Regions from separate parts of the Homo sapiens genome. Here region 1 is linked to region 2. Evidence: chromatin loops called from intact Hi-C (ENCODE). Cell type or tissue: B cell. All regions are shown on one strand.

Evidence for each region. Hi-C counts contacts between places; a loop is a spot of excess contacts. Peaks named below come from ENCODE experiments on the same cell type or tissue, not always from the same donor. Only the 100,000 strongest peaks of a DNase experiment are listed, where the experiment ranks them.
Region 1: a loop joins it to region 2, with 26 times the contacts of the local background. A loop is called at or near these places in 7 of 110 quality-filtered maps.

The regions. Positions count from the first base shown.
Region 1 is chr11:14,234,146-14,242,145 of GRCh38, reverse strand. The region is part of intron 6 of SPON1 (spondin 1); the gene reads right to left. Among named protein-coding and RNA genes, the nearest start is that of RRAS2, 120 kb to the left of the region's middle. RefSeq lists an enhancer at 4,526-4,575. In B cell, no CTCF peak of the experiment used is centred here; a DNase peak (open chromatin) is centred at 4,365; H3K4me3 peaks cover 658 bases; H3K27ac peaks cover 1,547 bases.
Region 2 is chr11:13,665,119-13,673,118 of GRCh38, reverse strand. FAR1 (fatty acyl-CoA reductase 1) reads right to left here and starts at 4,451. Exons shown (of 12, transcript NM_032228.6): 1 at 4,313-4,451. RefSeq lists an enhancer at 3,892-3,941 and silencers at 4,022-4,301, 4,412-4,901. In B cell, a CTCF peak has its summit at 4,816; DNase peaks (open chromatin) are centred at 4,608 and 5,678; H3K4me3 peaks cover 2,532 bases; H3K27ac peaks cover 1,803 bases.

The sequences.
Region 1 (8,000 bases), 570 kb before region 2:
AGAGGTTATAAAAAGCTTTCTGGTCCATGGCTTCCCATTTACCATGCAGGAAGGGGCTGCTGGGTGGTGGTGGTGCAGAGGAAGTTGGCTTAGCCAGACCCAGCGTGGTCTGGGCTCCTACAGACAGTCCTGGGTGAGGGGAAGGGCCCACAAGGACAGGGCAGCGGCGGTGAGCCACCCAGGAAGCTTGCAGCCTCCTCCTAGGCTCAGGCTCCCCGGGGTACCCTCTTTCCATCAGATGAAAAAAATCTTGGGATGCACAGACACCCCAACATTCACATGTCTGCAGGCAAAGCATTTCCCAACAGAGCAGTTACATTTCTCATGCTCTGAGAAATATATTTATTTGTTTACAGTGTATCCCTTCTTCCCTCCTAAGAAATATCTGTTGAATGACCGAGAAGTTGTTTATCTTGAAGTCATATATGGAACACAACCTATCTGTCTCCTGAGTGCCAGCTCCATGTCTCCCCAGACCTGGTTTTCCTCCAGTCATCTCATATGCCTCATGGCTGAGCCCTTCCTCTGACCTCAGAGTCCTGCTCCTCCTCCAGCAGCCCAGCCTGGGTTGAAGGCACAGCTCAGGCGTGCCTGAGCCGGGTGCCAAACACCAGCAGCTCCCTTCACCCCCGACACCAGTCAGGCTGAGGATTCCTGTGTTCACCTCCTTCCACAGTCTCCCCTCTGGCCACCCCATCTCCAGTATCTTCTTGCTTCCCCCAATTCATCCTCCACTTGCTGCAAATCTGACGGTATCTGTCTCCTGCCAAAACCCTTCAAAGGCTCCTCACAACTTCCATGACAATTTCTTACTTCCTGAGTTTTGCTTATGGGGTCCTCATCATCTAGTTCTGCTCCACTTTTTTTTCTTTGATTTTTAATTCCAGAATAATACACACATTGTGGAAAATTTTAGCATCACAGAAACTCACAATGTAAATGTTGAACACAGTCTACTTCAACAGCAACCCTGCCTTCTGTCTCCTTCTCCGTTTCCAGAATATTACAGCATGGTGTGTATCTTTCCAGATCTTCTACGATGCACATGTAAGGATGTGTGTGTGTGTGTGCAGGCATTATATTTAGCTTTCCCACCAAATCTGTGTCATACTGAATATCTTGTTCTGTACCATGACTTTAAAATATTTCCTTAATATCATATCACGGGAAACTTTCCATCAGTACGTACTACATACTATGTACACTATATACTATATATCTTAGCTCTCTTTTTTGATTTTTAAAGTGTTGGATATCTTCAAATTATGGCAAGCCAGGTCAAGACTTAGAAAAAGGAAATCCAAGATATCAGATCCTGGTAATGAGATACTGTCTGATGACAGTCTGTTTGCTCTTGAAGAAATATTTCACTAGAAAATAAAATCAATGTGGGTGGAGTGAAGGTGGCTGCCAAGTTAGCTGGCCATGCAGATTCACCTTGCTTTACAGTTAAATTCTGGTTTACAGGTCCCAGCTGATATAGTGATTTTGCTTTTGTAATATATAACTACACACACACACACACACACACACACACACACACACACACACACACAATATTGCTTCTTGGCCTTTTGGCCAAGATCAAATGTATAACTCCACAAGTATAGTTTGGAACCTACATTACCATTTATTTATGGTGATGAAACTCCATTTAGACCTATGGAGGCTCCAAGGATGGTGGGACCATATGTGTGGGCATGACAGCTTCCTGCTGTAAATCTTTTCATCTAGTGGTTACACAACATCTGCAGGGTCAACAGCTTATTGTTCTCTTTTTTGGTGATCATTTGAGTTAAATGAAACAAGAAAGCAGGAGCATTCTACCACATTTATTTAAAAAGCTAAATATTTTTGTTGAAGCAGCAAGTTATCTGGTAGAACTTAACTTCTATAAGGATCAGAGAGAATCTTGCTCATTCATGGCCATATCACCATGCCTACGGCCGCTCAGTAGATTGTTGAAAAAGCAAAGCCACACCATTCTCTTTGATGTATGCAGAGAGTTATGTAGCAGGGGATGTTCTCTAATTGATTCCACTGGCACCATTAGTAAATATTTAGTTGTTTTCATAAATGATGCTGTGATGAAGACTCATGTACGTATTTATTTGCTCATACATCCAAGGATTCCTGTATCATTGAGTCATAGGAGTGATCAAAATGTGAAGCAAATTTAAAACTGTGGTCTGCCCTACCAAATTGCCCTCCAAATGTCTGTACTAATTTCTACTCCCAGCAAGGATGTGTATGTGCCCATGTTCTCAATTTAGGGCACACGGGATACTATCCATCTTTTTAATGTTTATGAATCCAGCAGGCAGGAAAGTAGCATAGTTGAGAAGCATAAGCTCTGGAATCATACCTGAGGTCATATGCTAATGGTACCATTTACTAGCTCTGTGTTTTTGTTTTGTTTTTGAGACAGGGTCTCACTTTGTCACCCAGGTTGTAGTGCAGTGGCACGATCTCAGCTCACTGCAGGCTCAGCCTCCCGGGCTCAAGCAATCCTCCCACCTCAGCCTCCTGAGTAGCTAGGACTACAGGTGTGCACCACTACTCATGGCTAATTTTTGTATTTTTGTAGAGATGGGGTTTCGCCACATTGCCCATGTTGGTCTTAAACTCCTGAGCTCAAGTGATCTGCCCGCCTCGGCCTCCCAAAGTGCTGGGATTACAGGTGTGAGCCACCGTGCCCTGCCAAACTCTGTTTTTTGGCAAGTCTTGTGACCTCTCTTAGTTTTCTCATCTGTGAAATAGGGTAAAAAGAGGATCTTCTGCATGTGCTTGTTAGGGGGACTAAATGACAACTCATGTAATGTGGCAATGAAGTGCCTGGCACATAGCAGGTGCTCCACAAAAATTACTGATCATTCTTATTTTTACTTACATTCAGGGTAAGTTCATATCAGAATTGACTTGCGCTGCCTGAGTACAGAGACTGGAGCACACAGTTGCAGGTACAAACCCACAAAGCCTCAGGAGAACTTGCCTCCATTGAAAGCCAAGCTCTGAGTCCCAGGGAGCATATGATGGAAGGCTTATGTAGCTTGGATGGGGGCACTAGGGCCCTGGGCATTTCACATTCTGAAGAATGAAGGACTTAAATTCAGAGTAAGCAACCCACACTTCAGACTTAAATGAAAAGCTTATTTTAACAAGTCTCTAAGGCACAGACAGGAACTTTCAAGAATACTTAGAGCCCCTTCTCAGCTCCCACAGGACCCTTTTCAAACAAAGTGTCTCAGGGCATCCATCGTTCATGGTTCATTTGGATGATGCCAACACTTTTCTAAAGACATACCAATTAAAATAGGAAAAAACCCAAAGATACTACAGGTCACTCATATTCATCTTCCATTTTGCTTTTGTAAGCATATTGTGGGGATACAACAGCTGTACTTGTACCTCACAGTTACTGGTACCAAATGGGAAGAGCATATCCCCTAACAGGCCATGGGCTGAGGTCAGGTCTGGAGGGAAGCGGGTTCATGTGGAATGAAAACAGATCTGGGACAGATCTGTTCTGGAGGCAGCAATTACATCAATACCAGGAGATAAACAGGGTGGTCTGAGCAGAACAGAAAGTAAGACTGTGAGTCTAGGGTCGGGGCTGGTGTCTGAACCAATCTTACCCCACGCTGACCCTCCTCTGCACTCCAGAGCCAGCCACCCAATGAGGAAGAGCTCCACACATCCCAGCTGTGCCCACAGCAGAAGGCCAGAGTCTGTCACATCCCCCTGCCCCTTTCTTCCTAACTTTTTGACTTTGTCTTCCAGTCCTGAACCACAAGCCATTTCCTCATCCTAAACATTCCTTTGCTGCTGGTAGCACTGAGGCTCAGACCTCAGTGTGGAGTCAGCCTGGCCAACTTGCCTGATGCCCCTACCATCTCTCCTCCCCACAGGAAGAGAAATGGGATGCAATCCATGATCAGAGAGGGAAAGGAATAGAAACAGGTGGAAACAGCAACAATAATAAAACAATAATTATTTATTTTTTATGTGCTAAGCATCTTGCTAACCTTGCAAATTGCCTAATAGACAGCATCTGATTTAATCCTTACAACACATTTGCAAGGTGGATATATACGTTTTAATCCTCAGAAACACATTTATTTGGCCAAATTAGTTTCACAGTTAGTTAACTGGCTGAGCTAGAGTTTAGACCTCAGTCTGATTCTAGAGGCCACACCCGTTGCCACCATGAACCCAGGCAGATGGGGCCTGAAAGTGCACACTGTGGCCCAGGAGAACCAGGCCCACCCCTCCTACTTCTGCTGCTCTTAAGGGCATGTCCTAGCCTACTTTCAGTTCTGCATATCACAGCCACACGTGGAAGAATATCAGACCATGTTCACAACACTGAAAGTTACTGCTGTTCTGACGACCGGTTTGATGAAGCCGGGAAGGCACAGGCTCCTTGGGCTGAAGAAAAACTGTCTGCTACTAAACAGGGGAAAACCCAGTGCCACTAATTGCAAATGCAGTGATACGCAGCCACACACACAGTGTGCATTCCCCCATTCAACAGCTTGTTTCTTACAGAAAGCTTTGGAAATAGCTATCACGCTGTCCACTGCAGATGAGGAAGCTGTGGCTCAGAGGAGTCAGGTCATTTGCTGACCACACAGGAACCACGATTCCAACGCATGTGTATCTGACTCCAAACTCACATTCTTTCCACTTTCCCTGACTGTCCTTCTTCTCCATCCTTCTCTCCTCCCTCCCCCATGTTGCTCATTTTGCAGTGAGAGCACAGCTGACCCTGGTTGGTGGCTTTCTCCAAGGAGCCCTTGCTTTGAGGCACAGGATCACTGGGGTTCCCTCTGGGAGAGCAGTGTCTGGAATCTTGCGTGGAGACCCCGGTGAGCACTATTTGGCCCCATTATTTGCTTTTTCTCTTTCCCAGTTGCCATGCACAAAAAATATCCATCCTGACAGCTTCTACCTCTGAAGGTAACTTTTTCATGCCTGGGTGAGTGTTCTGGTGATGAGTAGCAAGAAATGAGCCATTTTATGAGGTGATAACGGGGCTGTAAGCATCTTTAAAACCAATTGTGCCCAACAGTAGCCTCCCCTCATTTCAACAGCCTCTGGGCTTCTCAGGTCATAAATAAAACAGCTCATATTTGGTGGCACTTTGCAGTTTGCCCATGGTCTGCACTGCTGCTCTCTGAGGAAGGCAGGAGGGTGTCCCCATTTCTCAGGTGAGGCAACTGAGACTCACCTCTCCTCTGACAGCAGACTCACTGCTCCCGTCAAGGTCACCAGTGACCTCTCCGTGCCAAAGCCAAAGTCAGTGCCCAGCTCTCAGCTCTTGTGACCCCTCAGCAGTATTTGACACAGCTGGTCACTCACTCCCTCTGCCTTGAAAAGCTTTCTCCTTGGCTCTGGGACTTGCTGCCTCTGATTTTCTTTCCACTTCATCAACTCTTCCTTCTCAGTCTCCCTCGCTGACTCCTATTCACTTTCCTCTAAAGCTTGAAGTGCCCCAGGGCTCAAGCCTTTGGTCTTCTCTTTTATCCACACTCCCTTGGTGATTTCATTTAGTCCCCTGCCTTAAAAAGCCAACTGTGTATATGCTGATGATTCCTAAGCTGTAATCTTCTATTGCAAACTAGCCTCTGACTCTAGACTTGCATATCAGCCACTCAACATTTTCATCTGGGTATCTAAGTGGCATCTCAAACTCAACAACGTGCCTGAAACCAAACTCCTGATCTTCCCCTCCCTAAGCCCAGCCTCCTTCATTCTTCCCATCCCATTACATGGCAATGCCGTACTTTCAGTTCCATCCACCCTGGATGCCTCTTTCTCTCCCACCCTGCAACTGATCCATCGGCACACCCTGTCAACTCCACTTCCAAAATATCTTCATGATCCAACCACTTTCCGTCTCCTGCCTGCCTCCATCCTGATCCAAGCCACCATCATCGCTCAGCTAGATGAGTGCAGTTGCTTCCTAGCAGGTCTCTCTACCTCCCCTCCCTTCCTCCAGACTCTTGTTCGTGCAGCAGTCATATCATGCCATTCCTCTGGCCAAAATCCTCCAGTGGCTTTGCATCTCACAGCAGACAGGACCTTGCTCTGGTCCCCCACACCCTCCATGGTCTGCCTGTCCTCCTGAGCCTCATCTCTTACTACTCTTCCACAACCTGGGTTTCGGCATCCTGGACTTCTTATGTATCTTTAAACATGCCAGGCACACCTTGCACTTGCTGTTCCCTGTGCCTGGAATGCTGTTCTCCCAGATACCAGAGCACTCTCTCCTTTGTTTCCTCCAGGTCTTTGCTCAAATGTCAACTTCTCAGTGAGGACTTTGATGTCCATGGCAGGTCCCTGCCCCCTTTTTGACTCAGCATCCCTATTCCTTTATCCCACTATCTTTTCTTCATAACATTTGCCATTGTCCAGTTGACTGTGCATTTTGCTTACTTTTTTTTTTTTTTTTTTTTTTTTTTTTTGAGGCAGGGTCTTTCTCTGTTGCCTAGGCTGGAGTACAGGGGCATAATCATGGCTCACTGTAGAATGACCTCCTGGGCTCAAGCCATCCTTCTACCCTCAGCATACCAAATAGCTGGGACTACAGGTGCCTACCACCATGCCCAGTTAGTTTTAAAATTAGTTGTAGAGATGGGGTCTTGCTTTGTTGCTCAGGCTGGCCTCACACTCCTGGGCTCAAGCCATCTGCTTGCCTCAGCCTCCCAAAGTGTTGGGATTACAGGCGTGAGCCACCATGTCCTGCCTTATTTACTTTTTATTGTCTATCTCCCCCTGCTAGAATGGAAGCTCCAAGAGGGCGAGGGTGTTTGTCTGTTTTGCTCACTGCTGTACTATCAGTGTTTAGATCTGTGTTGGGAACACGCTTAACTAATACTTGTTGGGTGAATGAGAGGCTGTGATGAGGAAGGGGCTGGTGTCCTCCGAGGCCCAGTCCGTGGGCACTCCCTGGACCTAGGATGGAGCCAGCGCAGTGTGAAGTGACACTCATCGACCTGGGTGTCAGCTGGAGGCGCTGGAGGAGCAGTGAGAGTCCCAGCATAGAGCCGTGCCAGCACTGCCAGGTAGAGGAGGGGAAGGGACAGCATACAGTGACCACTTTGGGAACCGTGGTCAGAGCTCACAGGTTCTGAACCTGGCTCAGGTGGGCTGGCTGGCCGTTCATAAGTGCTCATTCTATGCCCCGTTCCCCGGGAAGCAGCCACCATCACAAGCTGCTGTCTGATCAACTATTTTAGAGCAAGAGAAAGTATCTGAAGCCCATTAGCAGATCCACTAGAAGATGATGCGTTTGCACAGAAGCATTTCAAATTCAATTTCTTTTTATTTCTTTTCAAACACAGCTTGTAATTTCGATGGGAAAATTGCATAATGTCCGTAGATAATGATTTTCCCCTGAGATGGTTTTGTGGAAGCAGCTTGGCATTTCTGAAGCCAGAGAGGAAGGGACCATCAGAGCTGTTCCGGGCCTGCCCCACTGCCCCTCCGCCCAAGGGCTGCCTCCGGTGGGTGGGAGCTCTGAGGACTCACATCACCCTATGACCTTCTGTGTGCTGGCACTGGCCATCGGCATTTACTTAGCTTGTCCTTTGGTAACTGAAGTACCATCCTGGATTTAACCTCATTTTCTGCATTTTTATTATGTTCTTTTTAGTGCTCACACAAGTCTGCTGCTCCCCTGAGTAAAATCAGTGAGCAAAGGAGCAGAAGAGGCTGATGGGGCATGCCTGCCTCCCATCCCACCAGCCCCCAGGACCTGCTCTTCCGTGGTCCGCCTCCCCATCTTCTACCTGACCTTCAGCAGTCAGAAAAACCTTAGTGCCAAGGCCAGAGCAAAGAAGGGAAAAGGGGGCCACAGCAGAAGGTATTCGAACATCACGTAGGTGATGCCAAATCCAAACAGGAGAGAACATCAAGCAAGGGCTGTCTGCCTTCAAACAGAAAGGGCTGTGAGGAAGCCCAGCCCATGATCCAGGCCAGATCTGACTGGAGGTGCC
Region 2 (8,000 bases):
CTCTTCAAATTGGGAACCGAAAACAATGGTGAATTTATAAGTGTTTAAGTTGATCAGCTATATCTAAATCCAGCACTTCCATTTTGTCTTACTGAACTGAAACTCTAAGCCTGTTGCAAACCCATTAATGAGAGGAACTATAGAACCAATGTGTAGGAAGAAGGATATAAAGCCAAAAGAAGCAGTTAAAATGACACAATTCTATCAGTGGTTTGTTGGGTTTTTTTAAACCTTAAATTCATGTATTAAACTCTAAGAAAACAAGTGTTCAGGAAAACAAAGACTGTATCTCCACCATTCAGGGTGGGTTAGTAACTTGATCCTTCAGGTTAAGCAAATACCACCTTTCAGTACATACAGTTTCAGTTTCCATCAGTGACAATCCAGTCATTTCCAAGATAGGAACACACCTACCAAGGTGGCTCTTACCAAGTAGGGACTGAAATAAGACTATCTTCTCTCCTACCCCAAGTTCAGACTAGCCTACCCACATTTTCCTGAGTATTAGCTCATTTCAGTTGAATGCTTGTCCCCACTAATTATAAAAATAATGCTCACTTTTTTTTTTTTTTTTGAGACAGGGTCTCACTTTGTCACTTAGGCTGGAGTACAGCGGCATGATCAAGGTTCACTGCAGCCTCAACCTCCCAGGCTCCCATCTCAGCCCCCCAAGTAGCTGGGATTACAGGTGTGCACACCACCTTGCCCAACTAATTTTTTTTTTTTTTTTGGATAGAAAAGGGGTTTTGCCATGTTGCCCAGGCTGCTCTTGAACTCTTGAGCTCAGGCGGTCTGCCTGCTCATTTTTTTAAATTTGAAAAAACTAAAAAGTGCAAGCATTTTAAAGCATCCATGATCTTCCAGCCAAAGATTAAAACATTACAAGGGGTCATACCATCATCTTTCCTATGAATCTGACCATAACTGTGAAAATATTTAAATTTGTATAGAGTACCTGCCACTAAACACAATTAACTACCAGCCCAAACATTAATATCTTCATTCCAGCTTTCTTGTGACTAAATTCACATTACTTTTTTACTTACTTAACTCAATGGTTTCTTCTCAATCGTTCTGAGTCTCTCAGCTATATACTTTGTTGCTAACCACCACCTCTTTAAAACTCTATCCCAGGTTTCTCTAAACAGTGTATTCCTCAGTATCTACAGAAATCTCTCCAACTAATCTTTTTCTTTCTTCACTGGCTCTTCTTACATAAACTGACAATCTCTAGAAAATAGATGAGGTCTGACTTGAATTTTCTTGTCAATATTGAACACCCAGCACTTACTACAGTGCCTGGCATCAAGCAGATGCTCAATTAACATTTACTGACTGATTCTGCCAATCCTGACCTGTCCCCTCCTAGCTGTGTGACCTTGGGCAAGTTATATCTCTCTGAGTCTTATCTCCCTCATCTATAAAATACAGATAATCAGAAGATGAGATAATATTTGGAAGGTTCAAAACAGTGTCTGCCACAAAGTAGCACCCAATAAATTTTGCTATTATTATCAATATACTCTAGCACAGGACTCAAAAATGTTTCCAACTTATGATATATGGTTGACTGTTAAACCTACCTCTCAATAACCTTACTTTCACTTCATTCTCCTATAACTATCAAATATTTTATGCTCTTTCCTTTACTACCTATCTCCAATCCATTATCAACTGTTAATTTTCTCTCCTAACCAACATAAAAAATTATTTATCAGCTAAGCTGCAACATAGCCTTGGTTGATTTCCAAACCCCTAAATCTTCATTCGAATCTTCAATCATCCTTAAAAACCATTTTTAATTTGTCACTCTTGTCCACAGTTGCTTATACCAAGTACAAACTACTGGAATGTCATCCTCATGTCTTGTAATAACCCACATCCCAACTTCTAGTTCACATGATGGCTCAAAACTCACCTCTTTCAGGAAACCTTCCCTGATTCACTCCACGCCACTCAGATTACTTCTCTACTGCAAGTCGCCTCAGCACTTAGGTATTGTTATACTAAGGGCAAATGTGATCACAGTAAACAGCATCACTAAGAAATCGCTTTCACAAAATTGTTTCTAGATCATAAATAATGGTCCATTAGTTAAAATGCTTTGCTGATCTGGTTAACAAGCAAACATGTTACACAGCAAATGCTCTCTTTGGCTTCTGTCCTTGACTCTATAACTCTTCACAAACCTTTTGTCCTATCCTCAAACAGAAACTCTATCTCCCATTTAAATACACTGGAAATATGGTAGTGGGCCACCTTCTTTTCTACTACCTCTTCTCTGACCTCAGTCTCTGCCTCCAGCCTCTATCCACACCCCATAAATAAAAATTCCAAAAGCTTCAAATAGAATAGCAGTGATGCATACATACCATGTCTTTCCTGAGTGAAAAAAAAAAAAAAACCCTCAAGCTACTTAGCTACAAAATTCTTCACAAGGGTAATAAATTTCCCAACAAGCCTAATACATAATCAAACTCCAGAAAATTTATGTGGAATTTTTATGGATAAATTTATGGAATAATTTTGGCCGGCGCGGCAGCTAACGCCTGTAATCCCAGCACTTTGGGAGGCCGAGGCGGATGGATCTCTTGAAGTCAGGGGTTCGAGACCAGCCTGGCCAATATGGTGAAACCCCGCCTCTACTAAAAATACAAAAATTAGCCGGTGCGGTGGGGCATGTCTCTGTAGTCCCAACTACTCGAGAGGCTGAGGCAAGAGCTGATCACTTGAACCTGGGAGGTGGAGGTTGCAGCGAGCCAAGATCGCGTCACTGCACTCCAGCCTGGGCAACAAAGCGAGACACACACACACAAATTTATAAAATAAAAACAAAACAAAACAAAAATTATAAAATAATTTTATGGAAAATGTATGGAATAACAGGGCCTGGGTGGGGTGGCTCACCCCTGTAATCCCAAGCCTTTGAGAGGCCACGGTGGAAAGATCTCTTGGGCCGAGGAGTTTGAGGCTGGAACGAGCTATGATCTCGCCACTGCACTCCAGCCTGGGCGACAGCAAACCCTGTCTCTGTTTACTTTTTAAATTAATTTGAAAAAAATACATCAGGATTGTACTTATACGTTAATTCTCACTTGTATTACTGTAAGAGATCTTGCATCATTTTTATGCTATATTACACATGCCCAACATGACAGCTGAGAAACTCCCCTGGAGGGCAGATTTTCTGAGAGTATCTTCTGATGTTGTCTTTAAACCAACACTTTTTTTTTTAACATAAAGAATTAAGGGATTCCTGACTGCCATCTAGTCAAAAGCAAACAATATGTATGCCATTACTTCGGAGGGAGTGAGTTCTTGTGCTGCTGAGGCAAAACGAGATGAACTGTCACAGGGATGGCAGGAGGGGTGGAGTGTAGGAGGAGGATCAGCCCCAGTAGTGAGAATTAAAAACTCTTTTGAGTATTTGGCCCTCCACTAGCAGTAAATTAACCTTCAAACCTGACCAAGACACTACCTGAGACCCTCCACTCTCCGACACCGCAGAATCAGACAACTGTTCTTGCTCAACTACTCATAAAAGATTCACAGCCTTCACCTACCACACATAAATCTACCGCGTTTGCTGCTTGTATACTTTGTCCTAACAGACCAACTAATGCCTTCTAGTCCAATAGCCTCCCGTCCACACCTCACATAAAACCTTCTCAGCCACCTTCCGGTTTCAGTAGGTGCCTCTTACTCCAGATCCACGTGTCCCCAGTTCTCCAGAGACCTTCACCTTCAAAACCCAAGCCCGTCCCCCCTTCACTCCCAGCTGATCTCCACCCAGGCCCTATCAATCCTTACTTCTAATAGGCCAACCACACTCCCCGGCCCCGCGCCTTCTCCCTCAGCACCCTTTTCTGAGCATCACCTATTTCCCACCACTTTCTTCCTCCCCAGACCCGGAATCCTGCAATCACTAGGCCTCCCTTTGCCGCTACCCTCCCGCGAGCACGCGGAGCCCGCTGCTCGGCTAACCACCCCGCCCCACCTTCGCCACCTCTAGCGGCCTCCCACCCCAGGCGGCTCCCCGGGCTCCGCGGCTGCAAACCAGGCCCCACCGTACGTCCCCCACGCGGTCCCGGCCCTGTGAAGGGCGGCGGCGGGGCAAAGAGGGGCAGAGACCACCCGGGGTGAGGCGGGCGCCCTCACTTCTGGGCGTACCCGGGCGGGGGCGGGGGCGGGACGGCTGGTCGGCGCCCCCGCCTCGGCCAGGCCTGCAGCCCGAGCTCCCGCAACCACTTCCCGAGCCAGGCGAGGAGGAGCCCGCAGCCCGGCCGCTCCCGCTGGCGCACCCCCTTCTCACCTAGACGCAGAGGCTCAGGCCTCGCTCTCCCACTGGCCGTCCAGCAATAGCTGCGCCGCCGCCGCCGCCGCCGTCGCGCTCTCTTCACTCGCTTTTCCACCGCCCGCGACCGGCTGCTGAAGAGCGGACGGGCAGTGGCACGCCCATTGGCTGAGGCCCGCAGTCGCGTCAGCCGGCCCCGACCGCACCTCGCGACGTGACTGGCTGGAGCGGCGCCTCTTTTCGACATCCGCTTTTGATTGGCTCTCGCGCACACCCTTATCCGCAGGACCAGTCATCCTCCTCCCTGCTTTAGCCTCTCACCCCCAACCCGGTTTCCCTCCGGGCGGGAGTGGGGCGGGAGCGGACGCCCGCGGAACGCGAACGGCCAATGGGGGCGCGGAGAGAGGGCCGGGAGGTGGGCCCTGCGGCCGGGAGGCTCGCGGGGGAATGCTCAGCCAATGGGCCCGCGCCCCACATCTCGAGTCCTGGAGCGCCCCCGCCGGCTGCTGGCGTCCTGTCGGGTCGCGCCCAGGGCCACGCCCGGCTGTCCGTCGCGCGGGAGGGGCGCCAACTCCCAAGGTTGGGAGCACGCAGCGAGGCCCGCGCGGGAGACAGCGGGGCTGCCATTGTGGCGTGCTTAGCGCTATTATGGTGGGGCCCGGGGGCCCTCCGGCCATTGCTGGGCGTGAGGGATCCGTTCGGAGAACTACCAGCTTGGCGGGTGTGGCCCGGGTCGGTGAGAGCGAAGAGCTCTACGGACCCCTGGAGCCTCCACGGGTCTCGCCCAGTCCCAGGGGACTGTGGGCCCATTCATTCCACCTTCCACTTCCTCCAAAATAATTCCCTACAAAACTTACCGGTAGTGATAGGAGTTAGAATAACGTTTACTTCTGAGGGGTGGGGCACGAGGGAACCTATGGAAAGCTGGAAACATTGCGTCTTGATCCTGGTGGTCGTTCCGGGCTGTGTACACATGGAGGAATTCATCGAGCCGGACACTTAATAGTATTACCACATTCATACGGCTCATTTTTAAAAAATAATAAAAGGATCATGAGAATTCTGTAATAATATTACCACAATCTTTGGGCTCCGTGGGACTCCATTGTATAAACAGTCCGCATTAGGATTTAGCTGTCATTCAAAACATGCAAGCCATAGGAAGAAAAAAAAAGATTTGTGAGAAGCAAAAATGAGTGAACGCTCTTGGCACGGTGAATAGCATGCACAGGTTGGTATTTAGGGATGGATGGCTCAGAGTGATTTTTCTGTGGGGATTTAGAGCTTGTTTCAGTGCCTGGCCCTGTTAGTAGCTAAAAGCAGTCATAGTGCTGCATCCAGTTGGAAACTACAAAAGCTCACTGAACTGCCTACTTTGTGGCAGATGTTAAGTTCTGGCTCAGGAAACTAATTTGAATGCCATGGCTTCTGCCTCGATGAGCTCACAGTCTTGCAGCAAGTACTGTCATTTCTGGAGGAGGGCACAGAACACAAAGCTAACACACTTGCTTACCCTCAGGGATGTCGCATTCCGCTACTTTAGGCAAGACAGTGTATGCCTGGAACCCATCCAGTCCAATAGCCATAGTCATAAATAGCCAGGATCAGGTGAAACACTTCTTAGAAGTGGGTCAAAATATTCTCCCAAAACAAACGTAAGAACTATGGACCAAATTCTAATCTGTAAAAGAACACAAGCAACAAAACAAAGATTACAGTATTCATATTTATTAATTTAGTCATTAAGTTGTTTAAATCAGGTAAATGCCTTTATTTAAAGTGCTTGTCACTACACTAGGCATATAAACTTGGATATGACAGTATTCCACAGAACATAGGGTTTAATGGAGAGACAGACATAAACAATGCCAGTGTAATACAGGATGAGGGAATACCTAGAAAGAGGATGTAACCCAGCATGGGGGATTCAGGAGCATGTTAGAACATGTGTAGCTAAGTTAACCACTGCTAAGGTTTATCAGTATACTGATAGGGTAATATCACTATAGGAAATAGACACTATTTCCAGAAAATACTTCATAAACTTTTTGTTGTTTGTGCATATGTCTTAATTTTAAAAATTGATATAAGTACAAAAGCAAAGTAATGCTTAGTTCTGAGGAAAATATGATGTAATTATTAAGTAATCACTTAATAAATGATTCTCAAAAATAGCCGTACACTTGAGAGCACAAAGGGATCTCATTTGATTCAAGTCAATGTGTATGAAATGTGTGCCTCCGGCAGACCCCCACAAATGGACAGAGTGCTTTCTGGAGGAAGACTTTAAAAAACAATGGATCACTCTCCAAGATGGTACAATTTCATGGGTAAGGCATGTTGTATGACTCGAATCTTCCATAATATACTATCATTCTTAAATGAATTCAGAGAATTAATAAATCTACAAAAAGTGAGTAATAAAAGGCAGTGAAAGATTTTGCACCAGAGTTTAAACTAGAAAAATGTAATGACATCAATCATTCATTCATCTGCCTTTCCCATCTTTATTCAGCAAGATCCCTGAAAATTGGGCGCCATATATTGGTATCAACTGCATTATAATTTTATTCAAACATGAAACAACTCTACATCTTTTTGATCCATGCTATAGAAACAATATCTTTTAAATGAAGGTAAATTACACCAAGCCAAAAATGTACCATTATAGTTTCTAGCCTAAAGGGAGATACTATATATCATTGAGAAAATATATAGGAATAAAGACCAAAACGAATATGCTACCCTTAACGTGGTTGGCATATTGGCCATAACGTGGCTATTATGACTCTCAGAATTTCATAACATTTTTAGAAACAAAAAACAAGTTCAAGCATTTTTATGCAAATACTGCTCTGAGGAAACAGTTTTCTTCTGGCATGTGTCATTTTCTAACACTTTTTTTGTGGAAATGTCTTATTCAGTATAGTTCTGATGAAGTCTTCACTTTATCCTCACAGCAGCCCTATGCAAGTATTCATCTATTCATCTAAATTCTGTAGAAGACAAACTTGAGGCTCAGTGAGGCAAGTAACTTGTCTAAAGACACATAGCTGTTAGGTGGCAGAAGTAGGATTAAAATCTAGATAGATTTGATGGCAAGCCCCATTATCTTTCTACTTATGCTTCATTTGCCTCTTCCAAAACCAGACCAAGTCATTATGTCTTGTCATTATACATCTTTGTATCCCTCACAATAAGTAGTACAGAGTCTTTTTTTTGAGAAGGAGTCTCGTACTGTCGCCCAAGCTGGAGTGCAGTGGTGCAATCTCGGCTCCCTGCAAGCTCTGCCTCTCCGGTTCACGCCATTCTCCTGCCTCAGCCTCCCGAGTAGCTGGGACTACAGGTGCGCACCACCACACCCAGCTAATTTTTTTTTGTACTTTTAGTGAAGATGGGGTTTCACCATGTTGGCCAGGGTGGTCTCAATCTCTTGACCCTCTGATCTGCCCGCCTTGGCCTCCCAAAGTGCTGGGATTACAGGTGTGAGCCACCGTGCCCAGCCTTCAGCCTTTTTTTTTTTTTTTGAGACGGAGTCTTGTTCTGTCCCTCAGGCTGGAGTGCAGTGATGCAATCTCGGCTCACTGTAACCTCTGCCTTCCTGGGTTCAAGTGATTCTCCTGCCTCAGCCTCCCGAGTAGCTAGAATTAGAGGCACCTGCCACCATGCCTGGCTAATTTTTGTATTTTTAGTAGAGACAGGGTGT